3 separate regions of the Homo sapiens genome follow, and regions 1 and 2 are each linked to region 3. The links are chromatin contacts, found by Hi-C or POLR2A ChIA-PET in ENCODE. All regions are on one chromosome and are shown on one strand. The core of a region is the stretch at or near the end of the contact, and the rest is flanking DNA. Distances in the headings are between cores, read along the strand shown. Region 1 holds the start of POC5 (POC5 centriolar protein). Region 2 has its middle 23 kb from the start of F2R. Region 3 holds the start of ZFYVE16 (zinc finger FYVE-type containing 16).

Region 1 (4,228 bases), core at 493-2,992, 4.7 Mb before region 3:
GTGAATGTGTATTTTTCTAGAAAGAAGATCTTTCGCTTTAAATATGCGTTCAGAGGGGACCATAGCCCTAATAGAGTTAAGGACTACGACTGTGAATGAGAAGAGGGTTAAAGCCAGAACCACTAACATCTAAAGGGCAAGAGAAGAACAGTCAGCAAAGAAGAGGAGTCAGCAAAGGAAGTCAGAACATTAGAACTATGGAAGCAATATCACAACTTTGAGAAGAAAATAGAATTAGATGCCAAAGAACCATGAGGATTGGATAGAATTTGGAGATTAGGAGGTTGCTGAGACGTTTGCTTGAACAATTTCACTGGAAAGTAAAACAATTACAGGTCTTAGTCACAGTGGGCTGAAAAATAAATGAGAGATGAGGAAATTGAAATAGAAAAGGAAGATACAGGGAAAAGTGCAAAAATAGAATGGAAACACAGGCTGGAACTAAATTGTGGAAAGGAAAGTTCAACTTTTTCCAGTGAGTATCACTGTGCATACACATGTTAAGTAAACTAAATCTCAGCATGACTGTCTTTAGTTAAGCCAATTAGGGAGGATAAAATAAGTGCATGTATCTGCAGCAAGGAATGGCTGCTTCACTGACTTCAAATCTACCACTGTGATAACTTGGTCCATTTATATTTTTATTCACTTCTTCCTTCAGGATTTGAGACCAGGCAGGTAACAGGGGTGGGGGGGGGGGGGTGCTGATTATTTAAAAATGAGCTAGTAAGTATGGTCAGATCTCAAAAATTGTTTCTTAATATGGACACACTGCAGACACAAAAAAACCCACCGCACTCTTGGAAAATATGCTATCTTCCATCTGCCCTGCTTTATGTCAACAAGGTATGAGTTATTTGAAACTCTAGAACAGTAGCATTTTCCTTACTGTTTCTAGGTTCAGAAACAAAGGAGAAAAATGAAAACTGCTTTAATGGGTGGCGGACGCACATTAGTTCACTACATTTTCAGTAGTCTCTAATCCAAGGTATCAGAAAACAAGATCAAAACTTTTGTGTGCTTCTCTGTTGCCAGAAACATAAAATAACATCTTGGTAATTATCTGGCTGACAGCAAAACAGGGGTCTGGGAATTCAAATGGAACCCCCAAGAGGCAAAGGAAGAGCGAATTAACATGCAAACTAGCAGCAGGGTGATGTCGCCTGTGCCTTTCACCAGGCCTAGCTGCACTCAAGGAAAGGGGCGCGCCAGCCCCTCCCCAAAGCAGGGACTAGAAGCAGAGGAGAAAAGCCATTGCAGTAAGCAAAAGGCCATAAGTTTTCTTCCATCACCTTCCGACCCAGCCTGTTTTAAGAAAAATCTTACTTAAGCACAACAGAGCTTTATACATGGTTATTTTTTCTCAACGTTTTAAGTGACCGGAACCTCTGATGACAGTAATCGCTCAGCATCCCTCACTCCTGCTCACTTCCTCTTCCTGCACGCCTCGGAGGGGAAACTTTGGGACCTTCCGGCACAACAGCTGAATCACTCGCGGTCTGGGGAAGAGCCCAGGGGGAGGAAACACGCGCCAAGGAACTTTAAATCTCCCTCCACTACTTTCGCCAGGGATGCAGGGACGCAGGATCTGCCCGGAGCGCTGCTACCCACCGTCGCCGCTCGCGACCAAATCCCGACTCCTCGCTCTGCGCCTCTTAGCCGCGTCGCAGCTGCAGTGTCAGCAAGTGCAGCCTCAGCAAGCACAACCGCTACCTAGACGGCAACCTGACAGTTTCAAACTGCAGGGAGGAATTAAGGACCGCCCTGGGCATTGGTCCTTTGTTTCAGCAATCTGCCGTTTGATTGGTCCGAGAGCTGGGGGCGGGGATTTGGGCCGCTGCCGGGAGAAGCCGGAATTACTTTGGAGAGCCCCGCCCCCTGGCTCCGCAGGTTGGTAGGGGGCGGGGTCCTAGGGAGCCCCACCCAGCGCCCGTGGGGATTAAATATTGCGCGTGCTCAGTTCTGTTCAGCGGCTGCAGGCTGCTAAGCGGCTCCGGGAGCTGATTTGGATAGAGGCTGTTGAGCAGGGCTGAAGTTGGCTAATGCCGTGTGCTGTTGGCTTTCAACAATTCCGGTAACCTAGATATGAGTCCTAATGCTTTCGTCTGCATAAGAACAATCCGAAATTCTGGGCCAGGTGTGGTGGTTCATGCCAGTAATCCCGGCACTTTGGGAGGCCGAAGTGGGAGGATCGCTTGAGCCCGGGAGTTCGAGACTAGTCTGGGGAACATAGGGAGACCCTTTCTCTATAAAAAATTAAAAACAAAAAAAAAATCTGCATCATCCACAGATCCCCTGCAACAGAATCACTTGGAGGTGCTTTTTTTTTTTTTGAGATGGAGTCTTGCTCTGCCGTCCAGGCTGGTGTGCAGTGGCACTATCTCGGCTCACTGCAACCTCCGCCTCCCAGGTTCAAGGGATTCTCCTGCCTCAGCCTCCCGAGTAGCTGGGATTACAGACGACCGCCACCACGCCTGGCTAATTTTTGTATTTTTAGTAGAGATGGAGTTTCACCATGTTGGCCAGGCTGGTCTCGAACTCCTGACCTCAGGTGTTCCGCCCACCTCGGCCTCCCAAAGTGCTGGGATTACAGGCGTGAGCCACCACGCCCGGCCGAAGGTGTTGATTCCTTCGGTCATGGACACCGTCAGGAAATCTGAATTTTTAACACACACTGCCAGTGATTCTGATGCAGGAGTCTGCAGACCACCCTTTGAGAAATTGCTAGTCTAGGCTGGGCGCGTTGGCTCACGCCTGTAATCCCAACACTTTGGGAGGACGAGGCAGGCGGATCACCTGCGGTCAGGAGTTCGAGACCAGGCTGGCCAACATGGTGAAACCCCATCTCTACTAAAAATACAAAAATTAGCCGGGTGTGGTGGCTTACGCCTGTAGTCCCAGCTACTCCGAAGGCTGAGGCAGGAGAATCCCTTAAACCCAGGAGGCAGAGGTTGCAGTGAGCCAAGATATCGCCACTGCACTCCTGCCTGGGTGATAGTGAGACTCTGTCTCAAAAAACAAAGAAAAAACCAAAATTGGTAGTCTAGTTTTAACTAATCTCAAACGTGTCAGACTTCAAGATAGAGCCTTCTGGTGAAGTATTGGCCTTAGAATCAGATCATAATTATAATCTAGCTTTACCATCTACTCGCTGTCACCTTGGATAATACTACTCACATACTAAGGTGGTAGGAGATTAAAGGAATTAATATATCTAAAACACCGAACACACAAACATATAGTCTTTCAACTTACATTGGCAACAGATAGGCTAGAGGTATGAGGACCCAGATGGCAAAGGTACCTAAGTAGCCCAGACTGGGGTTCTGCAATCTGAAGAACAGATACTGAGATCTGGGTGAGTTTTCAGGCTCCCTTCTGTTACCTCCAGTATAAGGTTTCTTTTTCTGTAGATAGAAATGACATAACCTGGGTCTCACTTACTTTTATGTTGGCAGAACCAGACTTCTACTTACACAAACAAGTAAGAAGAGCACCAGAAGTTTCTTTGGCATAAATTATGTTTGTTCTCCCCCTTTTTTTTCATGCTTATTATAGAGGACAAGTTCCTATTAATAGCTGCAAATTCATACTTGGTTCTAGTATTTGTTTTTTAATTGAATTGCCTTTTGGTGACCCCATACACTATAATTGATACTGAATCACTCTTCTGGTGCCCTCCTGCCACTAGGCTCCAAGTTTCTCTTTTCTGTCTTCCTTTTTGGGGAGGAGAGATTTTTATCGCAAACCATTTAGTAAACAATCCCATTCTCCTGTAAAACTATAGAGAGAAAGAGACAGAACCTTGTCTGGATGTTATGAATTTAGAACTGATATCTTTTCCCAAGGTTCCTAGAGAGGGAGGGAAAGAGAGAGAGAGAGAATTTAAAGCCCCCACAAACCCATAATAACTTGGTTGCCAGCTTGAACCCTTCATAATTATTTATTCATTCAACACAAATATTTAACATCTGTCACAGGCAAAGCAAATTTTTGTTGGTGCTGGGGATAGAGTGGTGAGCAAAACACAGTTTGCCCTCATGGAACTAAGAGTCTAATGGGAAAAACCGATATCAAACCAACAAATCCACCACACATATGAATACATAACAGCTGTGTGAACCTGGGCAAGCTGCATAACCTCTCTGTACTTCGGTTTCTGTATCTGAAAAATGAGGGTAGGAATTCGCTCACTGAGAATTAAATTAACGTAGGTGCTATTCTTATC
Region 2 (3,921 bases), core at 697-3,196, 3.7 Mb before region 3:
GCAAAAATGTAAAACAATGCAACTCTCCTCCTTAAATTATTGTTTTGGGAAAAAATTTTGAAAAATATAGTATTTATTTTAACATGTAATGGGCTTATTGTCATTTTTAGCTGAAATAGATATTTTCAAAAGTTCTCCATTTTAATGTCTAATATGGAAAATATCAGTAGATAAAATCATTGGCAGCAGGGTGCAGTAGCTCACACCTGTAATACCAACACTTTGGGAGGCCAAGCCAGGCGGATCACGAGGCCAGGAGTTCGAGACCAGCCTGGGCAACATAGGTAAACCCCATCTCTACTAAAAATAAAAAACTTAGCTGGGTGTGGTGGTGCACATCTGTAATCCCAGCTACTTGGGAGGCTGAGGCACGAGAATCACTTGAGCCTGGGAGGCGAGGGTTACAGTGAGTCAAGATGGCATCACTGCACTCCAGCCTGGACGACAGAGCAGAGCAAGGCTGTCTCAAAAAATGAAAAAGAAAAAAAGTCAGTGATGTGCTGCTAAGCAGGATCTCCACAAAAAGAAAAAAAGCCTGATCTGGCAAACTAGCATTTGCCAATTTTGATGGTGTGAATACTCCCTTCTTTTCCAGTTTCAAGCTCCCAACTGTTTAACAGTTGGCTTGACAAATTTCCTGAATATTGAATTCTTGTGAGCAGGTACAAGTTGACTCCAGCACACCAATGGATGCAACCCACATAAACAAAGGCTCTTTGCTGGTCCTCAATAATTTTAAGTGTATTAAGGTGTTCTGAGCAAAAGAAGTTTGAAAACCACTGCCCTTATCCAAGATGTCCCAACTTTATTGACTTGAAGAAAACAGATAAACTGGTAATTATTATAAAAGCATAAAAGCAAACAGGGGTAAAGAGTTGGCTTAGAGCTGCAGGCACCACTCTGGGTTTCTGGCTGTTTCAGAGCTGAGGGGTTCCAAGTCTTGGAGCAAGAAACTGATTCAACATCCAGGCTCAGTGGCTCACGCCTATTATCCCAGCACTTTGGAAGGCTAAGGCGGATGAATGGTTTGAGCCCAGGAGTTCGAGACCAGCCTAGGCAAAATGGCAAAACCCCGTCTCTACGAAAAATACAAAAATTAGCCGAGCGTGATGGCTCATGCCTGTAGTTCCAGCTACTTGGGAGGCTAAGGTGGGAGGATGGCTTGAGCCTGGGAGGCGGAGGTTGCAATGAGCCAAGATGGTGCCACTACACTTCAGCCTGGGTGACAGAGTGAGACCCTGTCACAAAAAGAAAAGAAAAGATACTGATTCACGTCATCAGGTATGGTGTGGTCCACAGAACAGGAAGCTCTGTGTGAGGTCTGATTTTCAGCCACCTGCTGTGTAAAGGAAAGAGAGAGGTGCTTGCTGAGCAAAGTTTCAGACCAGAAGACCAAGAGACAATTCAGAACAGCAGCAGATTCTACCCATGGTGGCATTCCTGTAAAGTGAAACTCAAGCGCCAAGTTTGTTGTCATGGGGACTGTTGATTGCATGCTAGTCTTATGGAAACACACGGAAAACCAGAGGTCAAATTCAGTAGCATCTCAGAATTCAGATAACACAGCATGTACAGTTTCAACCCAGCAGGCTGTGTGTTTATCACTTCAGGAAATGACTCATAAGCAGTAAGGAGATGAGCTTTGAAAGCTGCATCTGGCCAGGGCACGGTGGCTCACCGCTGTAATCCCAGCACTTTAGTGAGGCCGAGGCGGGTGGATCACCTGAGGTCGGGAGTTTGAGACCAGCCTGGCCAACATGTGAAACCCTGTCTCTACTAAAAATACAAAAATTAGCCAGATGTGGTGGCACACACCTGTAATCCCAGCTACTCAGGAGGCTGAGGCAGGAGAATTGCTTGAACCCAGGAGGCAGAGGTTGCAGTGAGCCGAGATTGTGCCATCCAGCCTGGATGACAAGAGCGAAACTCCATCTCAAAAAAAAAAAAAAGAAAAGAAAGCTGCATCTATAGTAGCCTGCATGGTGGCAGGGCCAGTCTGGCTGTTTTGCCTATCTTAATGACTACATCTGCAGGTCATTTTGGTGTGCTGCTATGCGACCCATCCAAGGAAGTGAAAACACCACGAAGGGTGGGCTGTCCAATACTGAGATGCATTCGTGAGCAAAACCATAATCATTTGATATCTATTTTTGTTGTTTTGTTTCCTATCCTGGGATATCTAGTTGCTCTTGAAACTAGCTGACACATATTTTAAAAAAAACAAGACAAATAATATATTCCCATCCTCCAGAAGCTAACTGGCTTTGGGATTTAATCCTAATACTTAATGTTTAGTTAGGAAGCACAAAATTTGAAGACCTCAGATTTAGAATTTTATCAGCTCTGCCTTGTAACAAGTTTTAGAAACTAAATCAGTTGGCCAGGCCTGGTGGCTCATGCCTGTAATCCTAGCTTTTTGGGAAGCCAAGGCGGGCGGATCACCTGAGGTCAGCAGTTCGAGACCAGGCTGGCCAACATGGTGAAACCCTGTCTCTACTAAAAATACAAAAATTAGTCAGACATGGTGGCACGTGCCTGTAATCCAGCTACCCGGGTGGCTGAGGCAGGAGAATTGCTGGAACCCGGGAGGCAGACGCTGCACTGAGCCGAGATGGCACCACTGCACTCCAGCCTGGGCAACAGAACGAGACTCTGTCTCAAAAAAAAAAAAAAAAGAAAAGAAAGAAAGAAAAGAAAAGAAACTAAATCAGTTCTCAACTCTGGTTGCGCATAGAATCACTGGAGAGCTTCTAAACAATTCCAGTGCCAATCTCTGGGGGCGAGGCCTGGACATTGATATTGTTTTCAAGCTCCTCAGAAGATTCTGATGTGTAAACCAGGGTTGATACTAAGAAAAGAAAAATCCCTCAGCAGTCTGAGCTATGTGAGGTGTGCAAAATTTATTAGGCCCAGAGAGACGGGAGTAGAGGACTTCAGTCACACCCCCGGCACATACCCTCCCCCTACCCACCACCCCCCATGCCTGTGGGCAATTATTTAAAGTCATTTTGTTCCTGGTGGTGTGGTAGCTCATGCCTGTCATCCCAACACTTTGGGAGGCCGAGGCGAGAGGATCCCTTGAGGTCAGGAGTTTGAGACCAGACTGGTCAACATGGTGGAACCCCTACACTCCTAAAAATACAAAAATTAGCCAGGCATGGCAGCATGCTCATGAAATCCCAGCTACTCGGGGGGCTGAGGCAGGAGAATTGTTTGAACCCAGGAGGCCAGAAGGTAGAGGTTGCAGTGAGTCAAGATGGCGCCACTCCAGCCTGGGCAACGGAGAGAGACTCCATCTCAAAAAAAAAAAAGGCATTTTGTTCCTGACTAGCTACATTCCCTGTTATCTTCATGTTCCTGGAATCTGTGATACAAAGAACAATGTGTATCCAATCAACAGCTTATGTTATTTTAATGTAAATTTTGATAAACAACTTAGGAACTGCCTCTTTTCCTTTATAAACATTCACATGCAACTGCTGCTAATCAGATTGTATATTCAGGACAACTTGAATATACACTTCAATATACACTGGGTTGCAGTCCTCAAGCTTGGCCCAAATAAACTCTCTACTTATATTAATTTTGACTCAGCTTCTTCCTTTTAGATCAACAATACCACTGTTTTTGAAAAGTGCTTCTTAGCTTATATACTGCTGGTGGGAATGTAAAGTATTAGTTCAGCCATTGTGGAAAGCAGTGTGGTGATTTCTCAAATAATTTAAAACAGAATTATCATTCAACCCAGCAGTCCCATTATTGGGTATATACCCAAAGGAATAGAAATCATTCTACCATAAAGACATCTGCGCACAGGTGTTCACTGCAGCACTATTCACAATAGCAAAGCTATGGAATCAACCTAAATGCCCACCAATGATAGACTGGATAAAGAAAATGTGGTACATATACCCCATGGAA
Region 3 (3,669 bases), core at 1,052-3,551:
AAATGATCAAATTGGGTCATGTGAACACTCATAAGGTTCTTGATATGATTTGACAAATAACTTTCCAAAATCTTTGTCCCAATTTATATCCCTCCCAGGGTATAAGTGTCCACTTCACTCTTCTGTCACCAATCGAGTTTATTCACATTTTAAACAGATTGGGTAATTAGATGCCAGACAACCTCTTTTTTGTCTCTGTTTATTATTAATGACTTTGAATATTGATTGGTAAAATGTGTAGTAGGCATTTAAATTTCATATTTTGTGAACTGACCATTGTATATACTTTCCCCATTGATCTATTTAAGGTGTTTGTGTCTTTTTTCTATTCTCTTTACCCTCACACTTTACCGTATAAATACTTCTGTCCCCAGTATGCATTTGTATATGTGAGTCTCTGCTACTAGACTGTGGTTCCCCATGGGCAGTGGCCCCATTTTATTTTATCTGTGAACAATGCCTAACACATAGTAGGAAAAAGGCATACTGTAGTTTGTAGAATTATTCTTAGGATTAAATGAGATAACGTAAGCAAAGCATCTAACACACTGTCACAAAGCAGATGCTCAATACACACATTACTTTAGGCAATCAAAAGTTTGGCTATTTCATTTTGTTGTTTAGGAAAACCAAGGTTAAAGATTAAGTATCTTTCAAAGATCAGGAACTATAGTTGTAAACTGCAGATTTAAGATGCGAACCCTGATTCTCAAATCTTTCATCACAAATCACATGTGGCTGGAATACTCGAAAAATTATAATTCTTGCAATTTTTTTTTTTTCTTTTTTGAGACGGAGCCTTGCTCTGTCACCCAGGCTGGAGTGTGGTGGCTCGATCTTGGCTCACTGTGACCTCTGCCTCCTGGGTTCATTCAATGGTCCTGATTGTCCTGCCTCAGCCTCCCAAGTAGCTGGGATTACAGGCGCCCGCCACCACACCCAGCTAATTTTTGTATTTTTAGTAGAGACGGAGTTTCACCATGTTGGCCAGATTGGTCTCGAACTCCTGACTTCAGGTGATCCGCCTGCCTCGGCCTCCCAAAGTGCTGGGGTTACAGGCGTGAGCCACTGCGCCCGGCCAATTCTTGCGATTTTTGAAAGATCAGTATGAACTGTGAGCTGTTTAACCTTTGAGGAACTGCTTTTTCCCTGTATCTGTCTGTATCTGATCCCACATGTATGTCTCTTCCCTTGTTTTTATTTTTTATTTTTTTAGAGACACGGTCTGGTTCTGTTGCTCAGGCTGGAATGCAGTGTTGCCATCAGAGCTCACTGCAGCCTTGACCTCCTGGGCTTAAGTGATCCTCCCACTTCAGACTCCCAGCCAGTAGCTGGGACTACAGGCACGCGCCAACACGCCTGGCTAATTTTTTCATTTTCATTTTTAGTAGAGACAGGGTCTTGCTATGTTGCCCAGGCCTGTCTGGAACTCTTGACTTCAAGCGATCCTCCCGCCTCGGCCTCCCAAAGTGCTGGGATGACAGGCGTGAGCCACCGCGCCGGGTCTCATTTAAATTTATAGGAAACTTGTGGTAAAAATAGCAAAACTCAACAAGCAAATATACATCAAGTGAGTGACATTTTATTTCTACATCAGATAAGTCAGCTTTTGCTTTTAGACAGGGAGACAGCTGTTCTACCAGCTGCTTTAAAATAAAAATGCAGAACTAACGCAGCGAAGGGAAGGAAAGTGTGGCTGGGAATGTCCAGTCAGCTGGAGGGGCTTGGAGCTCGGCGTTGGCTGGGAGCATTTTTATTGCTGCCGGGAGGAGGAAGGGGAAGCGGGGGAAGCGGGGGAGGCGGGGGGGCAGCGTGTTGTAAAATCAGTTTGAAGTAAACAAAAAGTTATGTTTTCCGAGGGGCCAGCAGCGCGGAGAGCAGGCCTAGCCCGCTGCCGGGAAGGCGGGTCTGTCCAGTAGAGACCGGAACGCCGCGCAGGCTCAGCAAAGGGCTAAGGCTGGAGCCGGGGAAGCTGCCTCTAGGTTAGCGAAGGGTAAAGGAAGTCAGACACTGACGCGAGTGGCCTCCCGATCCCGCAGTCGAGTGGAGAACCGAGTCCCGACCTAAGGTCGAATCATCAGGCGTCCCCGTCACCCAACAACCCACTCAGGCACTTCCGGTAAGAAATCTAGTGCCCTTGGCTCGGAACCTGCGTCGTAGTGCGCAAGCGCCCCGGGCCTGGAGACGGCCGCGGATGCCGAGGGAGGGGGCGTGTGAGCCGAAGAGGAAAGCGTCCTCTGCGCCTGCGCTCTCTGCGCTGCCCGGTGGGGCGGGGAAAGAAGCCCTGAGCCGGGATCTGGCACTCCCAGGACTCCCGGCCGGGGTAGCTCTTCACTCCTCAGCGCGACGTCGTGTCGAGTTCCCAAAAAGCTCCGCAGGGGCTGTAGGGAGGTAAGAGCCCCCCGTGACCGGTCGTCTCGGCCTCCCCTCAGCCCTGCTGTTCCCACAGGGGGGCGGGGTGACCGCTGGACCCGCCGACCTGGGCGCTGGGTCTGGCCCTCTTCCTCTGGGGACAGAGCCTGGGCCCCGACCGATTCCTTTTCCGAGCCCCCGGAGCTGGCCGGGGAACCCTGGCCCTCCAATCTGATGTCCCCTCCTGGAGCCTGAAGGGCCAGACCGGACTGGACCGGGAGGGCAATCACGGCGGCTGTTTGCCCGGTTCCCCGCTCCCGGGCCGCCGGAGTGTTCGGCGCTCCTGGGGGAGAGACCCCAGCGGACGGAGGGAGAAGCGCCCTGGCGCCGCCGTCCCGCCTGGGGAGGGGCTGCGACTGCGGAGGGGACTGTGGTTCTTCAGGAGTGGCAGAGGCTCGGTCCCCGCAGAGGAGTCTCATCGCCGCCGGTGCTCTCGCACTGTCCATTCCCGCACCCATGCATTTTCTCTTGGTTAGAGACCAGAAGGATGCAGTGGCCGTCTTTCCCGCTGCCTTTCCTTTGGTACTTTTGAGAACTCCAAAAGAGGACCTTATTTTTAACTCTTATTTGTACTATCGTGATTGCAAATATTATGTTCCAGACTAAGGATGTTCTTTCTTATTAGTTTGACTTGTATGAAAACCAGTCCATACATTTGATATTAAGTTAATCTTTTCAATTCAAAAAATAGGCACTTTGTTGATTCAATCAGATTCCTCCATTTATTCACTTGAGCTTGTCGTCTCTTGAGTTGGCGGGAGTTTAATGGTTTAATCCAGTAGAACTATATATAATTTTTCGCCTAATTTCTTCCTTTTTTTCCTCTCCTGGATATTAAACCGCATGCTTAGTGGCAAAAATTGAAAAAATAGAATAAAGAATAAGGAAAAATGATCAATCATAATTCCACCATGTAATAGTAATCAATTACTTATAATATTTTGACTTTTTTCCTTTGAGTCTTTTTTTCCCCTGTGCATTTTCTTGAGATGAGATTTTATATCGTTGGATTGTCTGCTTTCCTTGATTTAAATTACGTTGTAAGCATTTCCCCATGTTTTTAAAAAGCTTCATAAAAATGACTTCTTGATTATACATGAGCAAAGTATCTTTTGAAACAGTTATATTACAGATAAAGCCAAATCCGCATTAATTATCCTCAATCATAATGTTACATGATAGAATAGTGCTACAGTTCATTTAACATTATGATTGGGGATAATTACGCTTAAAAATTATTGAGGACCAATAGAGTTT

The links. A loop is a pair of places that touch in the nucleus more often than their neighbours do. ChIA-PET counts read pairs that join two places held with the same protein, here RNA polymerase II (POLR2A). Pooled maps may share reads with other maps.
Region 1: a map of B cell shows a loop between it and region 3 (24-fold over the local background). The contact joins the promoter of POC5 here to the promoter of ZFYVE16 in region 3. A Hi-C loop is called at or near these places in 2 of 168 maps with a recorded cell type or tissue (B cell and naive thymus-derived CD4-positive, alpha-beta T cell) and 8 of 50 pooled maps.
Region 2: a loop to region 3 is called in a pooled map, with 9 times the contacts of the local background. The contact joins the enhancer-like site here to the promoter of ZFYVE16 in region 3. A Hi-C loop is called at or near these places in 1 of 50 pooled maps. POLR2A ChIA-PET finds 5 or more read pairs at or near these places in 2 of 52 experiments (GM12878 and endothelial cell of umbilical vein).

Annotation. Positions count from the first base shown.
Region 1 is chr5:75,715,695-75,719,922 of GRCh38, forward strand. POC5 (POC5 centriolar protein) reads right to left here and starts at 1,743. Exons shown (of 12, transcript NM_001099271.2): 1 at 1,612-1,743. It overlaps LOC441087 (a long non-coding RNA gene), which reads left to right and starts at 1,738. Exons shown (of 3, transcript NR_149046.1): 1 at 1,738-1,890. RefSeq lists an enhancer at 1,139-1,448.
Region 2 is chr5:76,737,603-76,741,523 of GRCh38, forward strand. No RefSeq gene overlaps it. Among named protein-coding and RNA genes, the nearest start is that of F2R, 23 kb to the left of the region's middle. RefSeq lists enhancers at 1,318-1,647, 1,748-1,817. Within about 2 kb of position 1,947, at least 15 of the 41 ENCODE cell types and tissues checked have a DNase peak (open chromatin) inside an H3K27ac peak, as active enhancers do; they include GM12878 and endothelial cell of umbilical vein, where a contact is called at or near this core.
Region 3 is chr5:80,405,763-80,409,431 of GRCh38, forward strand. ZFYVE16 (zinc finger FYVE-type containing 16) reads left to right here and starts at 2,302. Exons shown (of 19, transcript NM_001284236.3): 1 at 2,302-2,391. RefSeq lists an enhancer at 2,264-3,062 and a silencer at 2,783-2,902.